2 separate regions of the Homo sapiens genome follow, and region 1 is linked to region 2. The links are chromatin loops, found by intact Hi-C in ENCODE. Cell type or tissue: IMR-90. All regions are shown on one strand.

Evidence for each region. Hi-C counts contacts between places; a loop is a spot of excess contacts. Peaks named below come from ENCODE experiments on the same cell type or tissue, not always from the same donor. Only the 100,000 strongest peaks of a DNase experiment are listed, where the experiment ranks them.
Region 1: it touches region 2 in a loop (3-fold over the local background); 2 of 110 quality-filtered maps call a loop at or near these places.

Annotation. Positions count from the first base shown.
Region 1 is chr3:110,379,879-110,387,878 of GRCh38, forward strand. No RefSeq gene overlaps it. Among named protein-coding and RNA genes, the nearest start is that of NECTIN3-AS1, 690 kb to the right of the region's middle. In IMR-90, no CTCF peak of the experiment used is centred here; a DNase peak (open chromatin) is centred at 4,943; H3K27ac peaks cover 2,411 bases.
Region 2 is chr3:111,077,372-111,085,371 of GRCh38, forward strand. The region is part of intron 1 of NECTIN3 (nectin cell adhesion molecule 3); the gene reads left to right. Among named protein-coding and RNA genes, the nearest start is that of NECTIN3, 9.6 kb to the left of the region's middle. In IMR-90, a CTCF peak has its summit at 3,147 (motif pointing left); a DNase peak (open chromatin) is centred at 3,190; H3K4me3 peaks cover 206 bases; H3K27ac peaks cover 909 bases.

The DNA.
Region 1 (8,000 bases), 700 kb before region 2:
TTTATGAAAAGTTTAAGTGCCAAGAATTGTGCTACCTTAGGGAGGAAATAAAGTAAATATTATACTAGTCACTCCTAAGCTTGTAGTGCATTAAAGAGATAGATATCAAGATGATGGTTAGATTAGAAAATGATGAGTGTCCTGCAGGGCTAAAAAAAGGTGCATTGTGAACACATAGCAGGGGGAGCTAATTTAAAATGGGCAGCAGACAAGTATTTCTAAAAGAGGAGGTATACTACTAGAAAAAAAGTAAGAATATATATCACAGAGATTAATTTCCTAATTTAAAGAATTATTGTAATTATACAAAAGATTGCCCTGCTTTAGGAAATAAACATTAAAGTATTTATGGGAAAAGGTATCATACTGTACCTGAAGCTTACTTTAAACTAGTTCAATAAAGTATTATATCTATACAGTGGTGCACTGCAGAATGATATTTTAGACAACTATGGACTGCATATATGATGGTGGTCCCATAAGCTTATAAATCTATATTTTTAGTGTATGTTTTCTATGTTTAGATATGTTTAGGTACACAAATACTTTATCATCGTGGTATAATTGCTTACTGCAGAATGTACAGTAACATTCTATACAGATCTGTAGCATAGGAGCAATAGGCTACACCATATAGACTAGGTGTGTAGTAGGTTATACCAACTTGGTTTTTGTAAGTACACTCTATAATGTTTGCACAACAAAACCGCCAAAGTACAAATTTCTCAGAAAGTATCTGTCATTAAGCAATGTATGACTTTATATGCATATATAATACATACATACAGTATATAAATACATATATATGCTATATCTCCATATTAAATAAAAAAACAAAAATGGGGGAAAATATTAACAATATAGGGAATCTGGGTAAGGTTGTATGTACTATAATTATTTGTGTTACTTTTATAACTAATATATACATTTGAATTTATGTAAAAAAAGGGGAGAATCATGAATATGTCATAAAAGAATAGAAATTTAATATGAAATAGAGTTGTTCTGCTCTGTCACTTAGATTATTAGTTATTTTTGATGACCAGTTTAAAGCATGGTTTACACAGAATCTAGCCTTCTTAATTTGGGAATAAATGAGAAAACTGGACTACAGATATTTCCTTCGAAAAACTGTCCTCAAACACAATTGGCTTGGAAAGTTATGAGGTTTTTTTTACATTTTTTTCCAAACAGTAGAAAACTTACAAATGCAAATGAAATACAAGGTTTATTTAAATTAATAGTTTCTGAGCCTTATTCCATTTAATTCGTACATAGTCCCTTGGCTTATTACCTTCCACAGCTCCATAGAGATGATCAAGAAAATGTATGCAGGTAAATATTACTATGTTGTTTTAAGGAGCTATAATACTGAAGAGCATTGATTTAAGTCATTTTTATTTCTATAAACAGAGTTGCCTGATAGATTGTTTTGCAAATCTGTTTATTTGTTTTAGGGAAAATTTTTTCTACTAATCTTACAGATACAGTACGGACCACCAGATGCTATTTTTGTTTAATGATTTTCTATTCTTAATAACCTATGTAGTAGGTTTCGAGTTGGAAAGCTGCCAAATTGACTCTAATTTAAATTTTGATTTTACAAATGAATATCTTGGTAAGTATCATAAATCATCCTGTGAAAATATCAATGCATCCAAAGCCACACTAAAACCATTTAAGTCCAAGGAACACTAGGTCATGTGAAATAAAAAGTGTACTCAGTCAGCAGATAAAAGCAAGCTTCAATTATCTTTAGATAAACTCAACTAAACTTTTAAAAGTATGTGCATCAAACATCATACTTCATCTATCCACAAGATAAATGTTTTATCACTGGTGTATATATACTCTCATTTATTAAGAGGTACATTTTGACTAATAAATCTGCCTTTCATAGAGTGCCACTCATGCAAAGTCCTATCTATCATAAACTTAAGTCAAACTTTGCCAATTTATGATACAAGGAAGTGGGCTACTCTGCAGTAGCAGTATATTTAATTGGTGGTGACAGTATTCAGCAAGCCAGGATTCTTTTTTCTCAGCAACAGTGAAACACCTCCATTAAAATAAATTAATACTCTTATCTCAACTGATTTGTTTGGAAAGAGGCATAAGAAAAAGATGGAGCTGTAAATGAATTTTAAAATGTATCAACTGCATTAATTACTATTTTTATTTATTTCTGAGTGTTTTACTACCCTAAAACTTAGTGATATAAAACAACAATCATTCACTTGCTCAGGATACCAGTGATTGGCAACACAGGAAGTGCTCAGAGGGCATGGCTCATCTCTGCTCCTTATACGGTGTCAGCTGGACTCATTCATGCTGTTGTGGGTCATTTGGCAGGTCATCTGGTTGGTCCTGGATGACTTTCATTGCTGGCAACTGGCTGACACTGTCAGCCAGGGTATGTCAATACCATCCACATTCTATCTCCAGCAGGCTACTATGGACTTTTTTAATATAGCATCTGATTTCTAAGAGGACAAGAGAGAAGCTAGACAGCCTCTTGAGTCCTGGACTTAGGAAGCATATCATATTACTCTATTATTCTGTTGGTAAAGCAAGTTACAGGGCCAGCACATATTAAAAGGAGGAGAAATTGACTCCTCCTTTTTATGGGAGTAATTGCAAAGTCAAATCATAAAATGCATATAATAGTAATGAGGGAAATTGTGGCAGTGACATATAAGGACAATAAAGCCATTTCAGGTACAAGGGATCACTAGGCCTTTGGACCTGAAGACCCAAACAAATAAAACAAAACAAAAACCCCCAAACCAAACCAAAACAAACAAAAAAAGTACGGAGAATTCTAATGGACAATTAACCATCTCAACCTCATTTTTCAAACTATATTGTGGACACAGGAATTAGTTACCTGCAGAAGACAATATGCATTGTGTATCAAAGCTTTAATACAAACACATCAGCTCAACAATTGTACTCCCAGAAATAGTTCAAGAAAGTAATTACGGATATGCACAAAGATTTTGCTACAGTTACAATCATTGCAGCATTAATAATGTGAGAAAAATAATTCTACAAACCACTAATAAGTGATGGGTTGCACAGGTTTTTGCAAAGCAATATTAAGATGTAGTTTACTAACTGGAGTAATTATGTTACTCAGGATATTGAATCAGCTATTTCTATGGACAGTCCAAATAACATGAATGATGTGGAAAAAATTTTACAATGTATTATTGAGTGGAAAAAAAGCTGTATATAACAGAAATGTGGTTTTACTTTATATAATCTTATAATTAATATATACTGTATATACTCATATCAATATTAAGTCAACATTGATTATCTCTCTAGATGGACACATTCTTTGTTCTTAGGAACATGGCATTCTTTTAAAAGAAATAAAATCCTTTTTAAAAAGTTATTCTTTTAAAGAAAAGAAGTGAATATATCAAAAGCACATTAAAGCAAAACAGAATTCTAGTGCCCTATCAGCCTCACTTTTATAAAGCAATCCTTTATCTTTGCTGTACTTTGAATTCAGCACAACAGTAATGACTGAGGAACAACCACACTCTATTTTTCTCTGAATCTTTTTTGGTTGGACTATATCACAATAGAAGAAGAAATAAGTTTTGGCTGGTTCAATCTCTTTAACTGAAGCAGATTTCAGAATGTGATTCATCAATTTGGAAATCTAGAATCCAGTTAAATTGGTTCAGGGCTGCTCACTCCTTTCTTGGGCATCTTACTTAATTCCTTTAACATAGGCTCCCATTAATGACTTGCTGCATTTTTGAAAAGACAAAAAAGAGTTAAAATGTATATTTTGGTTTGAAATAGGACAAAAACACTCCAACTCACCCCTAGCTCTGATGTAAACTGGAAAATATCCCTAAGAACTTCATGAAGCAGCAAACTGAGAGAGTTGCCAGGAATGGACAAAAATCTGCTGGTTGAAAAGATCTGATCAGCATTAGAGTAGTGACTTTTCTGGCTGAGTCCTTTAGTATACCTGGTGGCCGAACCCTGTGATATCCATTTACTGGAACATCAGATTTCACTGAAAGGCTGGAAACGTAAACTCATAACAGATTTGTTTCTTTACCAACTGCTTAATTATGGTAACTTCATCATGTTAACAAAATGAATTACATTTGTTATCCCTGCACTTACCAAGGCCTAACAGGTAAATAGCCTATTAACATGTTTTCATTTAACCCTACTATTCCAAGTGGATGTGATTTGACTGTAAATTAGCTGCAGGCATCCACTTGCCCAGCTCAAAATTAATTTTATGTTTAAGTAAAATGGTGGTCTATCAATTTAACCTTTCATAAGCAAAGAAAGACAAATTTGGCTTCTTGTCTGCATTCACTAGTAGGTTTACTTATTTCTTTCTCAAACATTTGTGGAAGCTCCAATTAGTATTTGAAATTTTCTGTGAATTTGTAATGAATGAGTCAAGTTTGCATGGCAACCAGTGGCCAGCTAAGACCCTCAAAAGAGATTTTCTCTGTTCCTGCTGAGAGTGTAATAATAGGGTCAGGTTTATACTTGAATGGTTCTCTCTTTTGAAATAAATTATAGTTGTGCATTTTAGTCAAAAGTTAACTAAAAGAAAATTTGATTTGCCTTTATATGTTGAACAATAACCAATTTGACTTTCACCTGCTAAGATGGTTCAGTATCCTCATTGTACATACTTTGAGATTAATAGTATGAGGAAGACTCAAAGTGTCAACCATGATAGAAGAACCAGCATTATGAAAGTATCTTAGTTTCCACATAAATATCATGGGATAGTGGGAGGAACAGGTATGTGAAGGAATAAATAATTATAAAAATAAGCAAAAGGATGTTTTTCTTAAGTCTGTCAATGTGTCTTGACAATAAAGTATTCATGGAATGTGTCCTGGTGATTACAGATTGGTTTTAAAAATTGCAAAACTTAGAAGTGACGTCCACGGACTGACTCACTCATTTTATACAAAAACAGTATGTTTAAACAAGCATTTCCAAATAACTTAGGATCATGGTTAGTTTGTTTTCTTTTTTATTTTCATATGTGTTGCTAAAATTTGCTCCTCCTTTTAGGCTACATTTTTGGTCCAAATTTTTGCTCTACTTCACGACTCTGTGCATTTGCATGTGGCCTAAATTTTCCCATGAAGATATTGGGATATGATGATATTTTCTCTCTAGATATGCCCTAGATTTAACATCAAAAAGACATTGATTTAACAGGATATAAAAAAAAATTGTATTACCATCTCAATATATGAATAACATTAATTTGATAATAATATTAATTCTAGATATTTTTATGTAGCAAAGTTGGAAGAGAAGGAAATAACAGAACACAGTACCCACTAAAACCCTATAGGGCTGCACAACAATGTGAATATATTTAATGCCATTAAACTGTACACTTAAAGGGTAAGTTTCATGTTATGCATATTTTAGCAGCATAAGAACATTAGATAATTTTCAAAGGTAAGAGTGGGAGGATATAAATACTTACATCAGTAGCATATACTTAGAATTACGTACTAACCTATTTTGAACAGTTTGACAAACATTCGAATACTAATACATGTTTTTAGCATGATATTTTAAAATAACCAAACAAAATCTGTCCTGCCTCTCAAAAATTTTTGCCTATATCCTAGCTCCTAGAACCTATAAATGTTACATTATTTGGGGAAAAAAAGGTCTTTATACATACAATTAAATTAAGAATTTTGAGAGATTGTTCTGGATTATCCAGTGGGCCTTCAATCCAATGACAGGGTTCCTTATAAGAAACACACAGGGGAGATCTGACAGAAATCAGAGAAAAAGGCACTGTGACCATAGAGGCAGAGATTGAAGCAATGCTGCCAAAAGTCAAGGAGGCCTGGAGCTACCAGAAACTAGAAGCAAAAAACAGAATCTCCCCATGGAGCCTTTGAAGAAAGCATTTCTATACACAGATAACAATCCAGCCAAAGAAAAGGAAAGAAAATAATCACATATATGATAGAATAAAACAAATACCTAGGAATACATTTAACCAAGGAGATGAAAGATTTGTACACTGAAATCTATGAAATATTTTTGAAAGAAATTAAAGACACAGATAAACTGAAAATATTCTGTGTTCATCAATGGGAAGAATCCATACTGTTAAAATGTTATACTGCCCAAAGCAATATACAGATTTAACACAATCCTTATCAAAATTCCAATGGAATTCTTCACAGAAATAGAAAAAAATTTTCAAAAATTTATATGAAACCACAGAAAGCCCTGAATAGCCAAGGCAATATTGAGAAAGAAAAACAAAGCTGTAGGTATCATACCTCCTGATTTAAACTTTTATTACAAAGCTATAGTAATCAAAACAGTACGTTACAGGCATACAAATCACACAGACCAACGGAACAAAATAGAGATCTCAGAAATAAATCCAAAAGGATGTGTCAATTAGTTGACACTTATATGCCAAATAATTTTCAACAAAGGCACTAAGAGGATATAATGGGGAAGCAAAGAGACTCTTCAATAAATGGTGTTGGAAAAACTGGATTTCCACATGTAAAGGAATGAAGTTAGACCCTTATCTTACATCATACATGAAAATTAACTCAAAGTGGATAATATAGCTATATGTAAGAACTGAAATTGTAAAACTCCTGAAGTTGAAAACATAGGAGAAAAGCTCCTGGACACTCCCTTGGCAATAATTCTTTTGGATATCACATCAAAATCTCAGGCTACAAAATTAAAACAAATAAATGAGACTCCATGTAACTAAAAAGCTTCAGCACAGCAAAGTGAACAATCAGCAAGATGAAAAGGCAACCAACACATGGGAAAGTATAATTCATACCACATACCTGATAAAGTGTTAATATCCCCAAATTTATAAAGACCCCTTACAACTCAATAGCTGAAAAACAAATAACCCAACTGTAAATTGAGGAAATGACTTGAATAGACATTTCTCCAAAGAGGATATAAATGCCCATCAGATATATGAAAAAGTGCTTAATATCACTAATCAGAAAGGAATTAAAAATCAAAACCACTATGAGATATCACCTCACACCCATAGATTGCTCTTAGAGAAACAACAAGGCCGGGAGCAGTGGCTCATGCCTGTAATCCCAGCACTTTGGGAAGCCAAGGCAGGTGGATCACTTGAGCTGAGGACTTTGAGACCAGCCTAGGTAACATGGGAAAACCCCATCTCTACAAAAAATGTAAAAAGTAGCTGGGCAGCTCACTGTAACGTCCGACTCCTGTGCTCAAGTGATCCTCCCACCTCAGCCTCCAGAGTAGCTGGAACTACAGCTGGACTACTGGAACTGGTAGTCCAGAGTAGCTGGAACTACTCTGGAACTACAGCTACTCTGGAGGCTGAGGTGGGAGGATCACTCGAGCACAGGAGTCGGAGGTTACAGTGAGCTGAGATCGCATCACTGCACTCCAGCCTGGGCAATGCGAGTGGAATCCTGTCTCGAAAAAAAAAAAAAAAAGAAAAAAGAAAGAAAGAACAAGGACAAGACATAACAATGTTGGTGAAAGTATGGAGAAAAGGGAACTCTAGAGCACTGTTGGTGGGAATGTAGATTGGAAGAACCATTATAAAAAAAAAAACACAATGAAGTTTCCTAAAGAAATCTGAAATAGAACTACGGTATGACCCAGCGATCCCTCTCTCCTGGGTATATACTCAAAGGATATGAAATCACCACCTTTAAAGATAGCTACATTCTAATATTCATTGCAACATTATTCACAATAGCTAAAATATGAAAAGAACCTAAGTGTCCATCAACAGAAAAATGAATTTTAAAAAATGTATACACACATACACATACTTGAGCATGCACACACACACACACACACGCAGTGGAATATCATTCAGCCTTATGAAGGAAGGTGATCTTACCATTTGCCACAACATGGATAGACCTGGAGGATGTTATGATAAGTGAAATAAGCCACACAAAGAAAAACTATTGCAAAATCTCACT
Region 2 (8,000 bases):
TTGTTCTTAAATAGGTTGGCTGTTGCACCCAATAGAGGCCCTTTAGGCTTTCAGCCTAGGTTTTATCACAAGAAATAAAAGAACAGAAAAAGGGAGTGGGGCTGTAAATAGCTATTCTCAAATAGTTAGAGCCTGCAAAGATAGGATGTGTGAGTTAAAATCATAGTTACTAGGGAATCTTTTTTGAAGCAATGTGGCCGGGCCCCACTATGGACTTACTAGATCAACAATTTTTGTAAGACGGGTGAGGTGTGGAGTCCAAGGGTTGGGACATTTGTATTTTGAAAGACAACATCAGATAATTCTTTTTTCTCTTGACAAGTGCTATTTATTATAGCATTTTCATTTATGATTTGACCAAATATTATCAATCTTCTGAAAGAAATGTGCTTCACTGTTTTGTTCATTATTTGTATTCCCATGTGCTTGGCATGTAGTAGGCACTCATATTTATTTCAAGAGTTTGATGGCGAAATCAAGGTTAGTCCAAACCAGCACGTTTTAATAGAACTATAATGCAAGCCATGTAATTTCAAGTTTTCTTGAAGCCACATTTAAAAAGTGAAGAAGAAATAGGTGAAATTAATCTTATTTTATTTAACACAATGTAACCAAAATATCATTTCAGCATGCAATTGTTATTAAAAATTGAGATATTTTACATTTTCTTTCATAGTAATGTTTTGAAATCCAGTAGATATATTATACTTATAGATCATTTCAATTTGGACTAGCCACATTTAATGCACTTTGTATTCAAGTGTGATGTTCCTGGTGGCTACCAGTTTGGATAGTTCAAGTCTGAACCTTTAATTGTCTCTAAAGTGGGTTATGCCCTTTTGTGGTCTTTACCCATAAGGCCTAGAATGACATTGCTCTTCCTACCTAATCAAATTCTGAAGGGCTTGGTTTAAGATTGACTTTCTCCAGGAAGGCTTCCCTCACCACTTCTTGCATACAGTGAGCATGCAATTCTGTTTTCATTTTTTTCATGCTTTCAGGCTTAAAACAGTCTTTGTTAAAGTGTTTCTGTGAAACACTAGTCTCAGAAGGTAGGTTTTTGGAAGAAAAAGTACCATGTTTTAATACATTTGGGAATAGGAAAAGCTAATGATATACCCCCTCATGGAAAGTTAACAATGTGAATTAGTTTATTAATGGTCTAAGAAATTCTTCAGTAAAATATCCCATTTAACAAACTAAACAAATTCTTTGGTGTAATATATATTATGTTGCAGAAGCTATGTTATGCAGAATACACTATAGGAATATATTCTTAAAGAGATTTGTACTCTTGATGATTAGAAAAGGTTGGTAGACTTAAAGATATTACTTGAGATAGTTCTCCACTGATTTTTCCTTTTTAAAAAATTATTTTTCCTCTCTTCAGTTCTATTTCCCATTGCCTCACCCATTTTGAATTTGAGATGTTTGCAGAATTGACTTTCTATGAGAATAGTAGTCTTCTGCTTTGTTATTTCAAAATCAGCTGTATATTATTTACCTGTCTAGCTTAAGCTGCTTCTGTGAGATGTATCGTACTTCATGTATGACACATCTGACTCTGGAACTGAGTTTTATGAATGAAGTGGGTAAATTTAAGATAGTCTATTTTGTAATGGAAGTATGCTAATGTGAAACTGTGCAGGGCTAGGACTCCAACTAAGTGTCTGAGAACATTATATATAATGTCAGGAGTGTGCTTGACTCTTCTGTTGCTTCAATTCAGAAGAAAAAAATATTAATGAAATGCTAGTATTGGTAAACTGTAGTAAAATCAGTTTAATATAGTAACTGTGAATTATTCATGATAGACATGATTGCTATTACTGAAAATCTTAGGCCCTAGTTTTGAAGATTATTAATAAAATTTCTAATTTAGTTGTAGCTAGATTCTTAAAGTACTCAGCAATTATGGTGGCTATTTTGAAACTGTGCATTGTTTATCAAGCTTGTTTTTCATGTAAAAGGATCTGGGCATTGATATATTTTCATTATATTTGTAGTTAATAGTAAAAATGTTTAAATGTCCTTTCATTATAGACTCAGATTCCCTACTAATTTGATTTAGAGATAATCATTCATGGCTATACATTTAATTTAATACTAAGCCTGACAATAAACTGCCTAGTTTTTAAAACCTGCTTAGAGATACCATACCTACTTTATTTTAAATGCAAAATAAAAAAGTCCTTCTCCATTCCTTTAATTTTTTGGAAGAGAATCAAGTGGAAGAAGGCATATAGCTAACAGTTCTATACTTCTCTTTAAGGGCACAGGACTAAAACATGATAGCAGCATTTCTCACTTAATCATAAGCCTGCTTATGTTAATGGCTACTGCAGTCACTCTAAAACTCTGCATTTCTGCTTGTTAAATTTAAAGGAAGTAAAAAATTACTGCCAACACAATCTTTGAGAAACATGCAAATAATACAGTTGTATTTAATGTCAACTTATATAGTAGCTTCCCCATTCCTATAAACACTTCTGAGGTTATATGATTATCTTGATGCAGTTTTTCTGCCTAGTTCATATTAAAAGCAGAGTGAACTTCAATATTGAAATAACAGTAAGGGAATTTCTGTTCTTTTTCAAGGTGTTGCATTGTTTATTGTTGTATACTAGTACAGTGCCAAAGGATTTATAATTTTTTTCTTTTAAACTGGTATAGACCCTACAGTTGACTGATTTTGAATAACAAAAAGGCATATCAAGTTTATAATTAGTAATACTAATTAGCAGGAAATAAGACTATCTAGATTATTGACATTCTTTTCTGTATTTAAGAAAATAAAATTAAGAAATTATGTTTGCCGTTTTCAATGAGGAAAGATTTTCAACTTCGGGATTCTTAAAGTACTCAGCAATTATGTTGGCTATTTTGAAACTGCATTGTTTATCAAGCTTGTTTTTCATGTAAAAGGATCTGGGCATTGATATATTTTCTTTATATTTATAGTTAATAGTAAAAATGTTTAAATATATAAGTAGCTGGTGAAATTTGTATTTGGCATGCCCCAAAGCCCCTTTTCCTTCAAAAGCTTTAATCCTGACAGCATCTCTTGAAATATAAAACAAATTTGAAGTTCCCTAAGAAAAATACATGTTTTTCTTTGAGGATACTACTGTTGCTTTGCTGCCCTCTACAGTCATCTAAAATAGTCACTCTAGATTTTTCTCCATTCAGATACTTAGAATACTTTTTCCCTGACCTGTGTATGAGCTTTATATTTCAGGAATGGGTTAAGTAATATTTACTGTTACAGAAGTAAAGTTTAGTCACAGTTAATCTATATATGTCATGCAAAAAAAAAAAAAAAGGACTTAGAGATTTGAACAAGGGATAAATTGGGGACTATTGAGCAACAACCATGTGCTAGGGAGTATAAAGGATACCACGGTGGAATGAGGCATGTTGGCCCTCTAAAGCTTATGAACTCATTAATACGATTAATGGCATGCTTATATATCAAATGACATTTGTAACAACATGCCAAGTGATATGATATAGTTTACAGAAATATTAGTAAGGGCTGGAAGAGTTAAAAATGAGACTTTTGAGCTATGTCTTCAAGAGTTTAGACAGATAAAACAGGGTGGTTTTAAACATATTTAAAACACAAAGCAGGCTGGGTGCAGTGGCTCACGTCTGTAATCCCTGAGAGGCTAAGGCAGGAGGATTGTTTGAGCCCAATTCTTTGAGACCAGCCTGGGCAACATAGTGAGACCTCGTCTCTGCCAATAAATAAATAAATAAATAAGCCAGGCATGGTGGAGTCCACCTGTAGTAGCAACTACTCAGGAGGGTAAGGTGGGAGGATTGCTTGAGCCCGGAAGGCTGAGGCTGTAGTGAGCTAAGATTTTGCCTCTGCATTCCATCCTGGACAACAGGGCAAGACTCTGTTTCACCATAAAAACAAAAGACAAAACAAAACAACAAGAAAAACCACAACCCTACAAAGCATCTGTTATGTAGAAAGGACTCTTCTAGGCTCCTTGGAGTCTTTGCCCTTAAGAAATGTAAAACTTAATTGTCAGGAGATTGGAATGAAAGATGTCTTTCTCTGTGTATGTGTGTGTGTGTATTAACCCAGTTACTTCTCTCCCTGTTTCCTCCCCTGTTAAATTGGCTAAATAATACTTTCTTCACAGAATTGCTATGAAATTAAATTGCAATAAAGTGCTATGTAAATACAACAAACAATACAGTGAACAAAAATGACTTGTCTTATGTGAGAAATTTAACAAAGTATTGTCGGATTATAGAAAGAGGACCAATTTAACTAGGGGTGGAAGAAGACTTAGAGGAGCTAATTTTCTAGCTGAATCTTGAAGGAATAGCTTAGATTTCTGTTTGTGAGGGAAAGTCAGTGAAAAAGAGGGTGTTCCAACTTAAAGACCACTGAGATGAGGACTCTAGAAGGAATTAGTGTTCTCATGTGACTCAAGCATGAACTTTATGGAGGGAAGTCGTGGATTTTTAAATACTTTGCTGAGGCGATTAGACTGTGGTAGCCACTGAGGAGCTTTTGAAGGCAGGCAACTGTGGAGTCCATCCATGACTTGATAGATTGTATAGCTCTGGCAGAAATGTAAAAAATATATTGGAGCTATGACAGACAAGTGAAGGTGACAACCATTGTGATATTCCATGGAAAGAGGATTACAGAGATAAATGACAGTTTTGCAAAGGGATTTGAAGGGAGGCTTGGATCTGAGAAGTAGATGATATGGTGTTTGGATATCATTGTGGGTAAGGAAGGAGGAGTTAGATATGAACCAACTTGGAATAACTAGGAAAGGATGATGAGAGGATTGATTAATCAATCCAGTAAGGTTTCACATGCATTTGTGGTGTACTTTTGAGCTGTAGCTGGAAATTTGTGAGAGTTGGGGTTAGAAGGGTGAGGTACGAGGGGTAGGAGGTAGGTTGTGAAACTGGGAATTATCAGGATTGAGGTATTTGCATTGAATGAGCTGTTTCAGAGAGAAAAGGGAACACAGGCAGAAGAGAGAGAGTGAGAAGAAAAAAGTGGAGAGAGGGAAGGGAATAGTGGATGGGGCCAGAATTTTTTTTTAGATTGAGGTATTTTGATTGGATAAGCTATCGGAGGGAGAGAGAAGAAAAATGTTCAAGGAAAAATCTTAGTTGATAAATAAATGAATACATTTAGTAGAGGTAAGGGCATTCGTGACTCTTAGTAATTTTAGTAAAAGTGGTTAGGAGAAAAATGTCACATCTTAAAGCAGAGGTCTCCAACTTTTTTGGCACCAGGGACTGGTTTTGTGGAAGACAGTTTTCCCATGGCCTGGGGTTAGGGGCAGTGAATGGTTTTGGGATGATTGAAGTGCATTGCATTTATTGTGTAGTTTATTTCTATTGTTATTAGATTGTAATATATAATGAAATAATTATACAATTCACCATAACGTAGAATCAGTGGGAGCCCAGAGCTTGTTTTCCTGCAACTAGACAGTCCCGTCTGGGGGTGATGGGAGATAGTGACAGATCATCAGGCATTAGATTCTTGTAAGGAGTGCACAACATAGATCCCCCACATGTGCAGTTCTCAGTAGGGTTCGTGCTCCTGTGAGAATCTAATACTGCTGCTGATCTGATAGCAGGCAGAGCTCAGGTGGTAATACAAGCGATGGGGAGCAGTTGTAAATACGGATGAGAGATGGGGAGTGGCTGGTGAATACAGATGAAGCTTCACTTGCTTGCCCACCACTCACTTTCTGCTGTGCGGTCCAGTTCCTGACAGGCCACAGACTCGTACGGGGGTTGGAGACCCCTGTCTTCAAGGATTAAGAAATCATGGGATAGTGAAGGAGAGTAGGGACAACTCTTGGGAAAGAAAGGAAAGAGAAAAAAGAGTAATTTGTGAGGGAACAAGACTATGTCAGTTGTTATGGACTGAAAGTTTGTGTTCCCCTTCTCCCCCAAATCCATATGTTGAGCTCGCAACCCTCAATGTGATGGTGTTAGGGGGCATAGGGCCTTTGGGAAGTAATTAGGTTTAGATGAGGTCAGGAGGGTAGAGCCTCATGATGTGATTAGTGTCCTTATAAGAAGAGGAAGACACTAGAGCTGTTTCTCTCCATCATGCAAGGATGTAGCAGAAAAGCAGGCATCTGCATGCCAGGAAGAGGGCTGTCACCAGGAACCTGATAATGCTGGCACCCTTGTCTCAGACTTTCATGCTCCAGAGCTGTAACAAAGAGTGTAAGCCAGCTAGTCTATGGTATTTTGTTAAAGCAGCCCAAGCCGAGACATCAGTCAAGGTTTTATTCACAAACATCAGAAACTTGACCCCGTGGTTAAAAGACAGTTTTTTGAAAGATATTGGATGCTTCAGGCATGGAAAACAAGAACTGAAAGAAGGTAGGCAACTAGAACTATATCCAGAACCATAGCTAAGATACTATATTGAGGGGCAGTTTGTTAAGGTCATTACCTGCTGTCTCCTGGACGCTGGATGATATAGCCTTGTCTCTGATACTGGCTTTGCTGCTCATAGAAACTGGATGTTGTTGTTGCCATAGCCCAAGAAAATATATTGTCCACAAGTGTCCACTATAGAAAGTTGAAAAACTTTTTTTAAAAAATTTAATTTATATGATGAGACTTCTGTGTCTTTGGGAGAGAAGCAGGAGAAGCTCATTGATACGGCAAGGTCCAGGAAAAGAGATAAGTGGAAACATTAAAAACACAGATGAGAGATGCTAGTATTAGAAATGGAAGACACTTCTTTCTACTAAATAGGGAAAAGAAAATGATAGGTGAAGATGTTGAGACACTTCCAGGTGTGAGAGAGGGAAGTTACAAAAAGGTCTTGTTCTTTAGCGATATAAGTGATAAACTTTTAGAATGAGTGTGGAGTGATGTTGGGACTTAGGATAGAACCTGTGGTGAAAAATGGAATAAGACATCAACTAAGAATGAATGAAATGATTCAGTATTGAAGGCATGAATTGGCATAACATGGACTTGTGAAACGTGAAAGATGGTGTGGAGGCAGTAGTAAGTTTATGTTGTGTGGATGTTAGTATTTAATTGAGCACTAGGTCTACTAGAGACTATTCTAGGTACTGTGAAAGACTAGCCGATAAAGAACAAAATGTGTTCTGGGAACCACTTGTGTTTATGTATGGAAAGAAGTAGAATAGAGTCAGACTGAGTGCTTTTTAAATGTGATGTGATAGGGTGTCTGAAAGTTTGAGAACAAGGGTGATGTAAGGAAGGTAGGATTTAAGAAATAAAGATATTATTGAGGCCTAAAGTAGGGTTGTAATGGTAGAAATGGAAGGGAAAGGTTTAGAAACGAGATAATTAAATGGTAAAATAATACCTCTTAATAATTCTAGGATATAAGAAATGGAGGAAAATTAGTGGAGTTTTCAGACAGATGGGAAAATATTGTAAAAGTTATTGAATGGAAGATTGATGTAGGAATTAGATGTTGCATACCTGGAAGGGTGGGCTGCCATAACAAAATGCCACAAACTGGATGGCTTAAAACAGCATAAATTTATTCTCTCACAGTTCTGGAGCCTGGAAGTCTGAAATCAAGGTGTAAGCAAGGCCATGTTCCCTTTGAAACTCTGGATAGAATCCTTCCTTGCCTTTTTCTGCCTAGTTTCTGGTTGTGGCTGTGTCTCTTTAGTGTTTCTTGGCCTACTGCTGCATTATTACAATCTCTGATCTGTTGTCACATGACGTTTTCCCTGTATGTCTCAATAGGACAAAAGTCATATCGGATTAAGGGCTACCCCACTCAGGTATGACCACATCTGAATTTACATCTTAAATACATCTGTGGACACTCTATTTCCAAATAAGTTCACATTCACAGACACTAGAGGTGAGGGCTTCAACACACAATTCAGCCTGTAATACAGGGATGATGATTTTTGTTTTGGCTGTGTAAGCTGTGAGATTTTAGGCTTGATTAAAGTCAAAGTGCCAGTTAAATGCAGCATTTGAGGATGTGAGGT